Regions from separate parts of the Mus musculus genome. Here regions 1, 3 and 4 are each linked to region 2. A link is a contact called in ENCODE POLR2A ChIA-PET data. All regions are on one chromosome and are shown on one strand. The core of a region is the stretch at or near the end of the contact, and the rest is flanking DNA. Distances in the headings are between cores, read along the strand shown. Region 1 holds the start of Dpp9 (dipeptidylpeptidase 9). Region 2 holds the start of Hdgfl2 (HDGF like 2). Region 3 holds the start of Kdm4b (lysine (K)-specific demethylase 4B). Region 4 holds the start of Uhrf1 (ubiquitin-like, containing PHD and RING finger domains, 1).

What was found. ChIA-PET counts read pairs that join two places held with the same protein, here RNA polymerase II (POLR2A).
Region 1: POLR2A ChIA-PET joins it to region 2 with 13 read pairs in embryonic stem cell. The contact joins the promoter of Dpp9 here to the promoter of Hdgfl2 in region 2. POLR2A ChIA-PET finds 5 or more read pairs at or near these places in 3 of 5 experiments (Patski and embryonic stem cell).
Region 3: POLR2A ChIA-PET joins it to region 2 with 16 read pairs in embryonic stem cell. The contact joins the promoter of Kdm4b here to the promoter of Hdgfl2 in region 2. POLR2A ChIA-PET finds 5 or more read pairs at or near these places in 3 of 5 experiments (Patski and embryonic stem cell).
Region 4: POLR2A ChIA-PET joins it to region 2 with 15 read pairs in embryonic stem cell. The contact joins the promoter of Uhrf1 here to the promoter of Hdgfl2 in region 2. POLR2A ChIA-PET finds 5 or more read pairs at or near these places in 3 of 5 experiments (Patski and embryonic stem cell).

What each region holds. Positions count from the first base shown.
Region 1 is chr17:56,217,506-56,220,205 of GRCm38, forward strand. It overlaps Dpp9 (dipeptidylpeptidase 9), which reads right to left and starts at 1,384. Exons shown (of 21, transcript NM_172624.3): 1 at 1,236-1,384.
Region 2 is chr17:56,078,252-56,080,951 of GRCm38, forward strand. It overlaps Hdgfl2 (HDGF like 2), which reads left to right and starts at 1,380. Exons shown (of 16, transcript NM_008233.4): 1 at 1,380-1,575. The coding sequence starts at 1,504. It also overlaps a transcript of Ubxn6 not described here.
Region 3 is chr17:56,324,694-56,327,393 of GRCm38, forward strand. Kdm4b (lysine (K)-specific demethylase 4B) reads left to right here and starts at 1,357. Exons shown (of 23, transcript NM_172132.3): 1 at 1,357-1,536.
Region 4 is chr17:56,302,062-56,304,761 of GRCm38, forward strand. Uhrf1 (ubiquitin-like, containing PHD and RING finger domains, 1) reads left to right here and starts at 1,276. Exons shown (of 17, transcript NM_010931.3): 1 at 1,276-1,500.

The DNA of each region.
Region 1 (2,700 bases), core at 134-2,633, 140 kb after region 2:
GGGCTGGCAAGAATGAAGGGGTTGGTGAAAATGGGGTCTGGCAAGGATGAAGGGGTTGGCGGAAGATGAGGGGCTGGCAAGGATGGAGTGGTTGGTGTGAACTGGGGAACCAGTGAGGATGAAGGGGCCGGTGAAGATGGAGGGGCCGGTGATGTGTGTGGCTTCTTCTCACTCACTTTCCATGCGGGCGGGAGTCTCCGCCTGTGCCTAACCCTATCTACCTGGTTCGACTCTAACTGAGCCTCCCAGCCCCTCGGGGCTGCCAACATGCCCTGGGTTGTACTTGGAAGAGACGTGTCCCTCAGTGTGCGGTCTCCCTGGGACCCAGCAGGGAACTGGCGACTGTGGTCCACACCTCCTGGGCACCAGTCCCAACTCTTCGAAAGCAGGTTGGTGATTGCCCTGGGGGCTCCCGAGGGAGCCTGGGTAACAGGCAGCAAAAAGGCCGCTGAGGTCAAAGGCTGGGCAAAATCGTGGATGGGGAGGGGATGGATGGGCCTAAGGCCGAGATCCTAAGGGTGGGGCTCAAGATGCAGGGAATGAATGCTGGAAGCTGAGGGGGTTCAAGCTAATCCGGGGAGGAAAGGGATGAGACAGAGGATATGATTTTAGTCTGGGAGGGTATCAAGCTTGGCATGCGACAATGTGGAAACTGAGGCAGAGGATAAGGGCTGAGTGAAGGATCAGGCTTGGGGAGTGACCAGTCTTGGAAGAGTCAGGCTGGTAGGGTCATTTGGAGAGGTTCATGCTGCGGGTTTCAAGCTTTGGGGTATGAAGCTTTAGGATTTCAGGTTTGAGAGGAGGGTCAACCTGGACTATCAGGCCTTGAGGGAACAAGTTGGACGGATCAAGTTTTGGGGATCAGGCTTGAGGGATCAAGCTGGGAGGGGAATCAGGCTTGCGGGGATCCGGCTTTAGAAGATCAAGATGGAAGAGGATGAGGCTTGAGGGGATCAGGTTGGGAAGGATGAGGCCGGGAGGGAGGGTTTGGCAGAGACGAGGCTGGCGGAGGCTGGCGGAGGCTGCGCGGACGCCGGGCTGAGCCGCGCTCTGCGATGAAGCTGGCGGCTGCGTCTCCGCAGCGGTGCGGCAGCAGCTCTTGGGCGCGGCCCGGAACCGGCGAAGCGCGGCGACCAGAGCGGCGGGGACGACGAGGACAGGGCGCGCGGCGCCGAGGCGGGCGGACGGCGCCGGCCGGGGCGGGAGGCGGCGAGCCGGGGCCGGACGCTGCTCACCCGAGCGTGGCGCGGAGGACAAGCTGAGCAGGGCGTCCCCGGGGCCGGCGGCGCCTCACACGCGACGCTCCATGCCCAAGACGAGGGCCCGGAAGTGGCGGGCGCGGGGGGACAGCGAAGGCGGCGGACACCGGGGGGACCCGCCAGCTGCGCCTCCTTTGACCCGGAAGTTGAGCTGCAGAAGCAGAGGCTTTTGATTGGGTAACGTCAGGGCAGAACCAACGTCCGTGAAACTCTAGGGGACAATGCTCAGGAGCGTCTTAGGGCTGAAGGCAAGGCTGGTGGCCCCTTGCTGTCTGGGAGAGGACTGCGGGATGGACACCCCTGCTCCAGTTCTGCTGGCCAGCTCGACCCTGCAGTGACCTATTAAAAATATCTAAGAAAGCTGAGATATTGGTAGAATAGTGGTTAGGAAAGCTGCCTTCCAAAAGGTGGCCCCGGGTTCTAGTCCCAGATTGCTTACGCCGCTCATCCCAGCGCTCGGAAACTCTCCACTTAATCAGGCTAGCTTTGAACTCTAAGATCTGCCTGCTCTGTCTAGATCTCGCCCACACCATGTTTTACTTTGTTTTTTGTTTTTCGAGACGGGGTTTCTCAGTATAGCCCTGGCTGTCCTGGAACTCACTCTGTAGACCAGGCTGGCCTCGAACTCAGAAATCCGCCTGCCTCTGCCACCTGCCTCTGCATTAAAGGTGTGCGCCACCACGCCCGGCTCATGTTTTACTTCTTATCTGTGCATTGTGTCTGAGCCACGCGAGTGTGACAGAAGAGGACAATGGGTTTCTTTCCTTTTAATTTTTTTAAATTTATTATTATATCTAAGTACACCTAAGTACACTGTAGCAGTCTTCAGATTCGAGGGCGTCAGATCTCATTAAAGGTGGTTGTGAGCCACCATGTGGTTGCTGGGATTTGAACTCAGGACCTTCAGAAGAGCAGTCAGTGCTCTTAACCACTGAGCCATCTCTCCAGACCCACAATGGATTTCTTGTAACTGGAGTTAAGGCCACATGAGTGCTGGGACATGGACTCCCCTCCTCGCAGAGCCACCTCTCTCAAGCCTCTAAAGAGCTTTTGTAAATAAAGACACACTCCCCAAAAGTTATCCTAACAGGGTTCCTGCAGAAGGGCATCCATTGTTTGGTGAGTGACATTTAGTGAGCATCCTCCATTGTTGTTGAAGTGTCCCCACTTAGCTTCCTAGCTAGTTAACTTTTTGACCGGAAATCCTGAGAGCTACATTTTTAACATGATGTTGCAACCCTGTTCCCTTTCCAGGAACCCTCCCTGGAGACACCATTTGTTACACAATTACAGGACGTGGCTGAGGGCCTGGCGGCTCTCCTGGTCTTCCCCAGTTCCAGCCATCCTCTTCTCTCTCCTGACCCCTTTCTTTTCACACCCATTTTGGGGAAGAGTCTCATGTAGCTAAAATTTATCTTGAACTCCTGCCTCTTCCTCCCCA
Region 2 (2,700 bases), core at 130-2,629:
GTAGCATGTGCGTGCATGCCCACACATAGCACGCAGATTTGTTTTGTTTTGTTTTGTTTTTGTTTTTCGAGGCAGGGTTTCTCTGTATAGCCTTGGCTGTCCTGGAACTCACTCTGTAGACCGGGCTGGCTTCGAACTCAGAAATCTGCCTGCCTCTGCCTCCCAAGTGCTGGGATTAAAGGCGTGAGCCACCACTGCCCGGCAGCACACAGATTTTTAAGGCAGGGCACGGTGGCACACATGTTTGATCCAGAGCTGGGGAGACAGAGGCAAGAGTACATCTGTGAGTTCGAAGCCAGTCTGGTCTATATAAGGAGTTGTCCCCACCCCCCACTCACCAGTGAGGACAGCAGAGTGAGACCCTGTCTCCAAATAAAATTAAGAATAATTAAAATGGCTGGGCAGTGATGGCGCACGCCTTTAATCCCAGCACTTGGGAGGCAGAGGCAGGCGGATTTCTGAGGTCCAGGCCAGCCTGGTCCACAGAGTGAGTTCCAGGACAGCCAGGGCTACACAGAGAAACCCTGTCTCAAAAAAACAACAACAAAAAGAATAATTAAAATGCAAAATGTCAAAGTATAAAGGTGCTGTAAGTATAAAGTGAAAATATGTAATGTATTATAGACAACAAAAAAAGAAAAAAATTTTAAATAATGAAAGTAAACAAGTGAGCTCTGTCCCGCCCCCTTCTCAGCCCTGACCTTTCTTGATCACCGCCCCTTCCTCTGCCAACTCCTGGCGGGAGTTTGCTGAGTTCTGTGGAACTTGTCTTCATGTCCAGCCATTGGTCGAGCTATAGCCAATGGGCTTCATAGTTGCACTGATGCCCTTTTGGAAGGCTGTCGTTAATCCGTCTTCTACGCTGATTGGTTGTTTATATTTCGTCTGGCCGAGTCCAAAGGCCTGTTCAGTACTGTTATGTATGTTCCGGCCTCGCTAGGCCCCGCCCCATCACTGCTTGTCATTAGTTTCAGTCTTCCTTTCACCCACAGGCCACTGCCTCATGCAGCTCTTAAGCCACGCCCCTGTCAAGCCCCTGTCCGTTTTGCGTCTAATTCGTCTAATGCCCTTCACCCCGCCCCACATCCTGACTGCGAGCCACGCCCCTGAGCGATCCCCAACCTAAGCCCCGCCCATCATTCCTCTCTAGGCTCCACCCAGTAGCCGCTTAAACCTTTCGTCTTTTACCTCCGACACCCTCCGCCCCACCCACTGGCTCCTAGTCCACGCCCTTGGCTTCTGCTCCGTTATCCAATCCCGTTAACTAGCTCTGATCCAACCCCTCCCTTTATTGGCCCGCGCGCGTCTCTGTGGTCATGAGCGACGGCGACGGCGGCCCCTAGCCAAGGGAGGGCGGGACTTCCGGTCGTGCTGAACCCAATAAGTAGACGCCGGCCGGCGGCCCGTGCGGACGCCTCCGCCCCTCAGGCGTCCGACTCCCGCCTCTGACTTCGCCTCTCACCGCCGTTGCTGCTTCCCGCGGCCTGGGCCTCCGCCGACAGCATGCCGCACGCCTTCAAGCCCGGGGACTTGGTGTTTGCCAAGATGAAGGGCTACCCGCACTGGCCGGCCCGGGTGAGGCCGCGCGTGGAGTGGACGGGCCCGGCGGAGTTGGCGGCCCCGAGCAGAGGGGCCGCGGGCGGGCGGGCGGGCGGGCGCGCGCGGGGAGGCTGGAATGGAGGCTGAGGAGAGGTTGGGGCTGCTGGCTCAGGTGACTGCACTGTGGTTTTCTGGAGTTGAGGAATCTCCTTCCTCCGGGACCACAGTGCCTGGGGTCTGGTGCGTCTTCGGGGAGGTCCCTGGTCTGAGGGACTTGTGTTCCGCTGTTCCGGATCCTGGCTCTGACCCGTGGTCCTTTGGAATTGAGGTGTGGCAATGTTTTGGTCTGAGTAACCTGCATGGTGAGGTCCTGAGTCTCAGAGACCCACAGTCCTGCAGAGAACGGCCGTGGTGCTAGCCTTGACCTCCTCCGGAACCTGTGTCACTTGGTTTGGTGTCCAGGGCCTGAGAGACCAATGTACCAGAGGTCAGAAATGCGTTTAGGGGATCCCAGGGTCGTGGAGCCTGAGGGATGTAGTGGGGCTCAAAGGGTACATGGGCACGTTGGGATTGGAGTGGAAGGGTCAAATGATGGGAAGAGTCTCTTCCAGAGAGGCTGCGCGTGATGGATGGGGGAGCGGGATACAGCGGAAGGAAAGGGACCTTATCTCTATGACCTAAATGAGGGCAAGGGTTGGAAGAAAGCTTTTCTGGGGACCTGGAGTCCGGCCCTTAAAGGGATTCAGTGGGCTGTATGTAGCTTACCTGAGAACAGGCAGCTTCAAGCTGGAGGTAGGAGGCTTTGAGGTTTCCTGTTTGAGAAAGCTGGAGTCAAGCAGTGTAGATTTTTAGAGCCTGGGTGCGCAGGTGGTAGAATTCTGGCCCTGGCAAAAATTGGCACATACACGGAGACCCAAAGGCTTCTGCTGCCCCCAGGACTTGGGACAGAGATCACTCCAGGGCTGAAGTTAGCTGCATCCATGTGTCAGGACTGAAGGAATTTTTGTTGTGCAGATGGTGGCTAGCGTTGCAAGTCCTGGTGCACATGTTCAGTTGCATAGAAACAGAGTTTTGTTGCCTCTAGGTCTTAGTACAGAGGCTAGATTGGCTGTGTCTGCATGGGGGTGGGAATGGAAGACCATACGGCAGGGAGTTACCATG
Region 3 (2,700 bases), core at 107-2,606, 250 kb after region 2:
TTTACATTGCACAATGAAGAGCAATGGAAACAATTCAAGACTCGTCTAGCTTGGAATAATTTATGTGTAACCTTGAGAGTTAGTGAATTAGCAACAGACTAGGGGGGTAGAACAAATATCTTGGGTGCACAAAGAACCTGCTCTAAGGAGGGTACTTTCCAGATGTTAGATATTAAAGTAGAAGGATTTCTAGTCTACCCCATAAAACAGGAATGTTGTCACCTCTGCTTGCTCAAGTATAGAAGCCGTAATGGTAGTTTGCAAAGCAGGCTCTGGATAAAAGAGCTTGCAGTGAAGCCTAACAACCCAGATGACAAACTCCAGAGTTGCCCTCTGACCTGTAGAGGTATATACCACACATATATACAAAATAATAAAAATTTAAAATTATAAATGCATATTGATGGGGATGATATCAGACCTTAACTAAATGCTCTTGAGTGCAGGGTGACTGGTGTGGTGATGCTGTTCCCTTCACATCGCACAATGAAGAGATGGAAACAATTGTGTGGAGCAGGGGCTTGGACACCTGTAGCTGGAATTTGGGTGCCCAGGCCTCCAATTTGCAATACGCTGAGCTAGAGAGTAGGACCTAGGACATTTTGAGAAGTAGATAATTGAATCCTCTTCCACTGAGTTATTGCAACGCTTTCCATGGGTACAGCTATCAGTTCAAGGTGGGGGGTGGGGTGGACCAAGTCGCGCACGTTTTAGGGAACTCATGAACGTTTGGGGAGGGCAATATGGAACGCTTTTGAGATCCTCTTACCCTAGTTCGGCCTTTTGCAAAGCTGGGCTCAAATTCTGACTCTAGATCTAGAACTACTGGGTTTCGAACCACTGTCTCCGGACCCAGAGCTGATGTTGTGCAGGAAATCACGTACTCAGCAGCCGCCCGATCACAGGGTGGAGTCTGGAGCAGCAAGACAGCGATTGACATTCAGTCGCAACCATTCGGCACCCAGAGACCGGTACCAAACACCAATCCGCGTTTGTCTCAGTAAAGTCTGAGAACGCGCTTGTCAATCTGCGTGAGCTCGGGGCTATCCTACACCCGACCGCAGCCGGATTGGCTGTGTGCATCTTGACGGGCATGCTTCGTACCCACTGAAAGCTGAGCCGGTCACTAGGCACGTGAGTGGGTGCCGGCACGTCCTCGGGGTTGGACCAATGAAGGGAAGAAATCGAGTGCCTGCTCCCGCCCCAGGTCGCGGAGGGCGGGGCCGCTCGGTGTTGATGAGGGGAGGGGTGGAGCTGTCAGCCGCCACCAATCAGCGTGCGGGCGTGGGCTGAATGCCCAATGGCGGCCGAGTAGGAGCCGTCGCCCCGCCCCTCTGAAGCTTCGCCTCCCCGCCCCGGGCTCTTGCTGAGGGCTCGGCCGCGAGCGAGCGAACCATCGAAGGAGCAAAGAGACCGGGCGAAGCTCGGAGCCCAGTGGCCGGGGCGAGCGAGTGAGGGCCGGCGGGGGCGACGCGAGACGGCCGGGCACGCGCCGCTCAGCCTGCTGTCTGCGGCCCGGGCCGCGCGTTGCGCCAGGTGAGTGAGTGTGCGATCCGTGGCGGCGCTCAGCAGCTTCCAGGCCCCTTTGGGGGGCCGCGCGGCCGCCATGCCTGCCCCCACGCCGCACCTTGGGCCGCCGCGCGCACTCCAGGCCGAGGCTTTGGCTGCGGCCTACTCGGCTCCTCAGGGCGGCGGAGTACGCCGCGCTTTTGTCCGTTCGGGCGAAGCTGCTGTTTGTTGATCGACAAAACGATTGTGTGCCTGGGAAAGGAGGGTGTGTTTTTTTGGGGGTGGGTGGGGGGGGTTGACGATGGGGCCGGACAAAGGCGGGGCGGGGGCGGGGCGCCGCGTCCCCTTTCCAGGGCACAAAAGATGACAGCGTGGGTGGCCCGGTCCAGCCATCCCTTCAACAACCCCAAATCCTTAAAAATAAAAAACCCACTCCAAGTCCCTGCTCCCCGCCGCTTGCATTTTGGTTCCCTTTGGTTTGGAGCTGTCCCCTCCAAACACTCACCCATCATGGCCTTGCAAACTTGACCCCCGCATGTCCAGAATCTGTAAATCACCATATAATCTGCATTTTAAAAATGAAAATAAATAGTACACGTATCTGCTATTGCAATGGCAGCCTTTCCACCTCGCTTCTGTACCCTGGTCTCTTTGCTTTCCAGCTCCCTTCTTTCTGTAAGCCATGAAATGTGCAGTTTTCCGCGTGCACACTAGTCCAGGGCATCCCGGCAGACAGGGAAGCTTGGCAAAGCTGGGGACAGCTGGGGGTGGCTTTCCTACTGCCATATCCTGGGGGGTTTTGGGGGTTCTGTTAGGGGTTTCGGTCAGCCAGCTGAGAGTATAAGGGATTCCAGGTTTGCAGATTTGATGCTGTAACTGGTGCGGTTTGGCCATTACGGTTCGGGCATCGCGGTTCCTTGTCCCATCTGTCTGAAAGGGGGGGGGGCGGGGCGGAGGATGGCATCGCTTTAATAATTAACACCTGGGGAAGTGTCTTGCCGGAGTAGTTGCTAGTTTTTTTCAACTATGGAGAGGATGGATCCGGTATGTTTCAAAAAGCAAAAAGAAAGAGTGTATCTTTCCCTGTAACCAAGTGGGATTTGCTCAGCCTGCAGCCTGGTGCCAGCACCTTCATAGGCGCTGAGGATCTTGGTTGCAGAAGGTTGGGGGGTCCGGGATGTCTCTGTGTCC
Region 4 (2,700 bases), core at 26-2,525, 220 kb after region 2:
CCTGAGTGCCAGGAGGGTGTCAGGAGGCTAATGACCATCTGGGAAATCTTTCCTTACCATTAGAAATCCCTGTTTTCCCAGCTCTTGGAGGTGAGAGGTGAGGGCCTGGAGACCTTTGGGGCTCACGGAAAGATACTTGAAACATCTTTGGAGGGACAACTTCTACCGAGCCCCACAAATGGTCTGGGGTTAGTGCAATACCTGTTAGCCCAGAACTAGCAAGATGGAGGCAAGAGGCTCTGGAGTTCTAAGTCATCTTCAGCTACAGAGCAAGTTGAAGGCTAGCCTGGGCTATGTGAGACTCTTTTAAAAAACAAACACAGTTAAACAAAAATTGGAAGTCTTTCTGCTAAGGACCTTTAAAACCAACGTCCTTCACTCGGCCTCTGATGCCTTACTTGTTCCAGTCCAGGTGCCTCCTCCTGCCTTCCCCTCTAAGCCTTCTTTATACCTCATGTGTCCTTGGCTTCCTCAGCCGGAAGTGCCTCTGTCCCAGCCCCCACGTGGCCACTGGTCACTTCTGACCTCATGACTTGTGGATGTACCTGGAATTGTCCTCTATGTTCATTATTTTCTTCTCCACTGTTTTCTAGGTCAGGATTTGCTTTCCCAGAGATGGCAAATGCTGGAGGGGAGGGTGTGCCTCACAAGCAGTTGGGCCCCCTAACTCTGGTTTCTCTATCCACTAGTTATTGCACAGATGCCCAGCGCGCGCCAAGTGTCCGCCAAGAATGGTTAGAACAGAGCAGGCCGCCGGGGTGGAGGGGGCAGGGAGGCCCTGCACGCCTGGACAGCTTGCTGACCGGCAGGGTGGGGGTGGGGAAACCAGGCAGGAAAAGAAGCCCTGCGGATGGGTAGCATGAGAGACCATCTGTAGTGTTCTGTTACTCAATGAGCTCAGACCTGACATGGGGTGCAGGGTATCTGGTGGGGAGGCACCCCTCAAGTTCCCCTAGGGGATATGAATATAGATTCAGGGTTGCTTAGATTAAGAGGTCAAAGTTTGTCCAGCTCAGAAGGAATAGACATGTAGTGTGGTCAGAAGTCTCGGGGTGGTGGTGGTGTCCCTTTCTCCTCTCCCAGGAATGCTATGAGGTTTACATGGTGGGGGAACTGGGCCTTCTTGGTAAAGTGAGCATAGCCGGCAGGGAAAGTCCATGGCCCGTTGGGCGGAGCCGGGGGTGGGGTAGATCCTTAGTCATGCGGACGCCCCACTTGCTTTCTCGCTTCCCGCCACAGCGCCAGCCAATCAGGAATCAAGAGCCCTCCCCACCCAATTGGGGTGGAAGTCTCCCGCAGCAGCCTGTGCACACTAATAAAAACGCCCTGAGTTTTCGCGGGAAAAAAAGTCCTAGCAGCTGGAAGGAACCCGCGCTCTAGTGCTCACTTGGGTCTTCAGCCACTCACGCGGCTCCCTTCTGGGTCACCCAGCCGCAGAGCCCTAGCCTAGAACCAGGCGTTCCAAGGGAGAGGAGAGTGCGGATCGCCGCCGTGAGAGAGGTGAGTGGAAGAGCGCGTTCTATGCACACAGTGGCACGCGGGGCACCACGCAAAACTGAAAGGAACCCTTCTCACACAAGGCTGCGGGGGCTTGCTTCAGGGGATCCGATGGGTGTCTTCTACGCTTAGCCCTCTTACTGGTCAGGCGCACTACGTTGACGGCCCGGGTCGTGGGGGGGAGCTTTGCAAAACTTTCCCGCGCGTGGGGTGAGATCTGCAGAGGGCCATTGCCCACGCGTGGGTTCCACACCTCTTGTAAGAGGAATCCGAGTTGTGTCCTCCACGCTGAGCCTCCCTCTCCGGCCCTGTGCACACGGTTAGACCCGAAAACTTGGCATAAGTTTCCCGCGCGTGGCTCGGGGCATTGCACAGCCACTGCGCATGCGTGCTTCTGCATCCGTTGAGGGGCAACTTGAGAGGAATCCTCCACGCTGCACCTGGTTTTTCACTCTCCTGGGTGCCGCTAAAGTTCGCGGGAAACGCGTGGGGTCCGGCGGGGAAGTGCACGCGGCTCCACGCCTAAGAGCGGACACTCCCCGAGATTCAATTGTCGCGCCCGAGTCGGGTTTCGCGCGCCCAGGCGTCTCCGAGGTCATCTAGGCCAATCGCATGCGAGGAGGGCGGGGCACGTAGCCCGGGAGGAGCCAATCAGCAGCGAGCTCTCCGGGAAGGGCGGAACTTAAACGGCGGGGCTCCAGGGGTCTGGCCTGGGCGGCGGCGGCGGATGTGGGCGTGGGCTCTGTGCCTCCCGGGTCTTTAAAGCGCCTTTCCGGGAGGCCAGGGTCTGTGTCCCGAGGGGAAGTTAGGGCAGCCAGCTGTGGGTGGGGTTCAGGTGAGTTTGTGGCCACAAGCGCGCGCTAACGGGTGGCCCGGCCCGGACTGCCGGTTGCCATGGCCACGGCGGGGGGGTGTCTTGCTCTAAGTACGCGCGCGGGAGGCACGGGTCTGGAACTTTGGGGGAGTCCTGAGTGGTGTGTGTGTGTGTGTGTGTGTGTGTGCGTGCGCGGGGGCCCCTGCCTTCTGTGACCGAGTTCTCCCTCCTGGGACTTGAGAGGTTCCAGTCCGCTTCGGAGTTGGCGAGTTCCAGTTACTGGGACTTAAGACTACGTGGAATGAATGAATGAATGAATGAATGAATGAATGAATGAGTAGCTGCTGGCACTTTTCAGCCCGACCAGGGTCTTTATCCCGCCATGGACA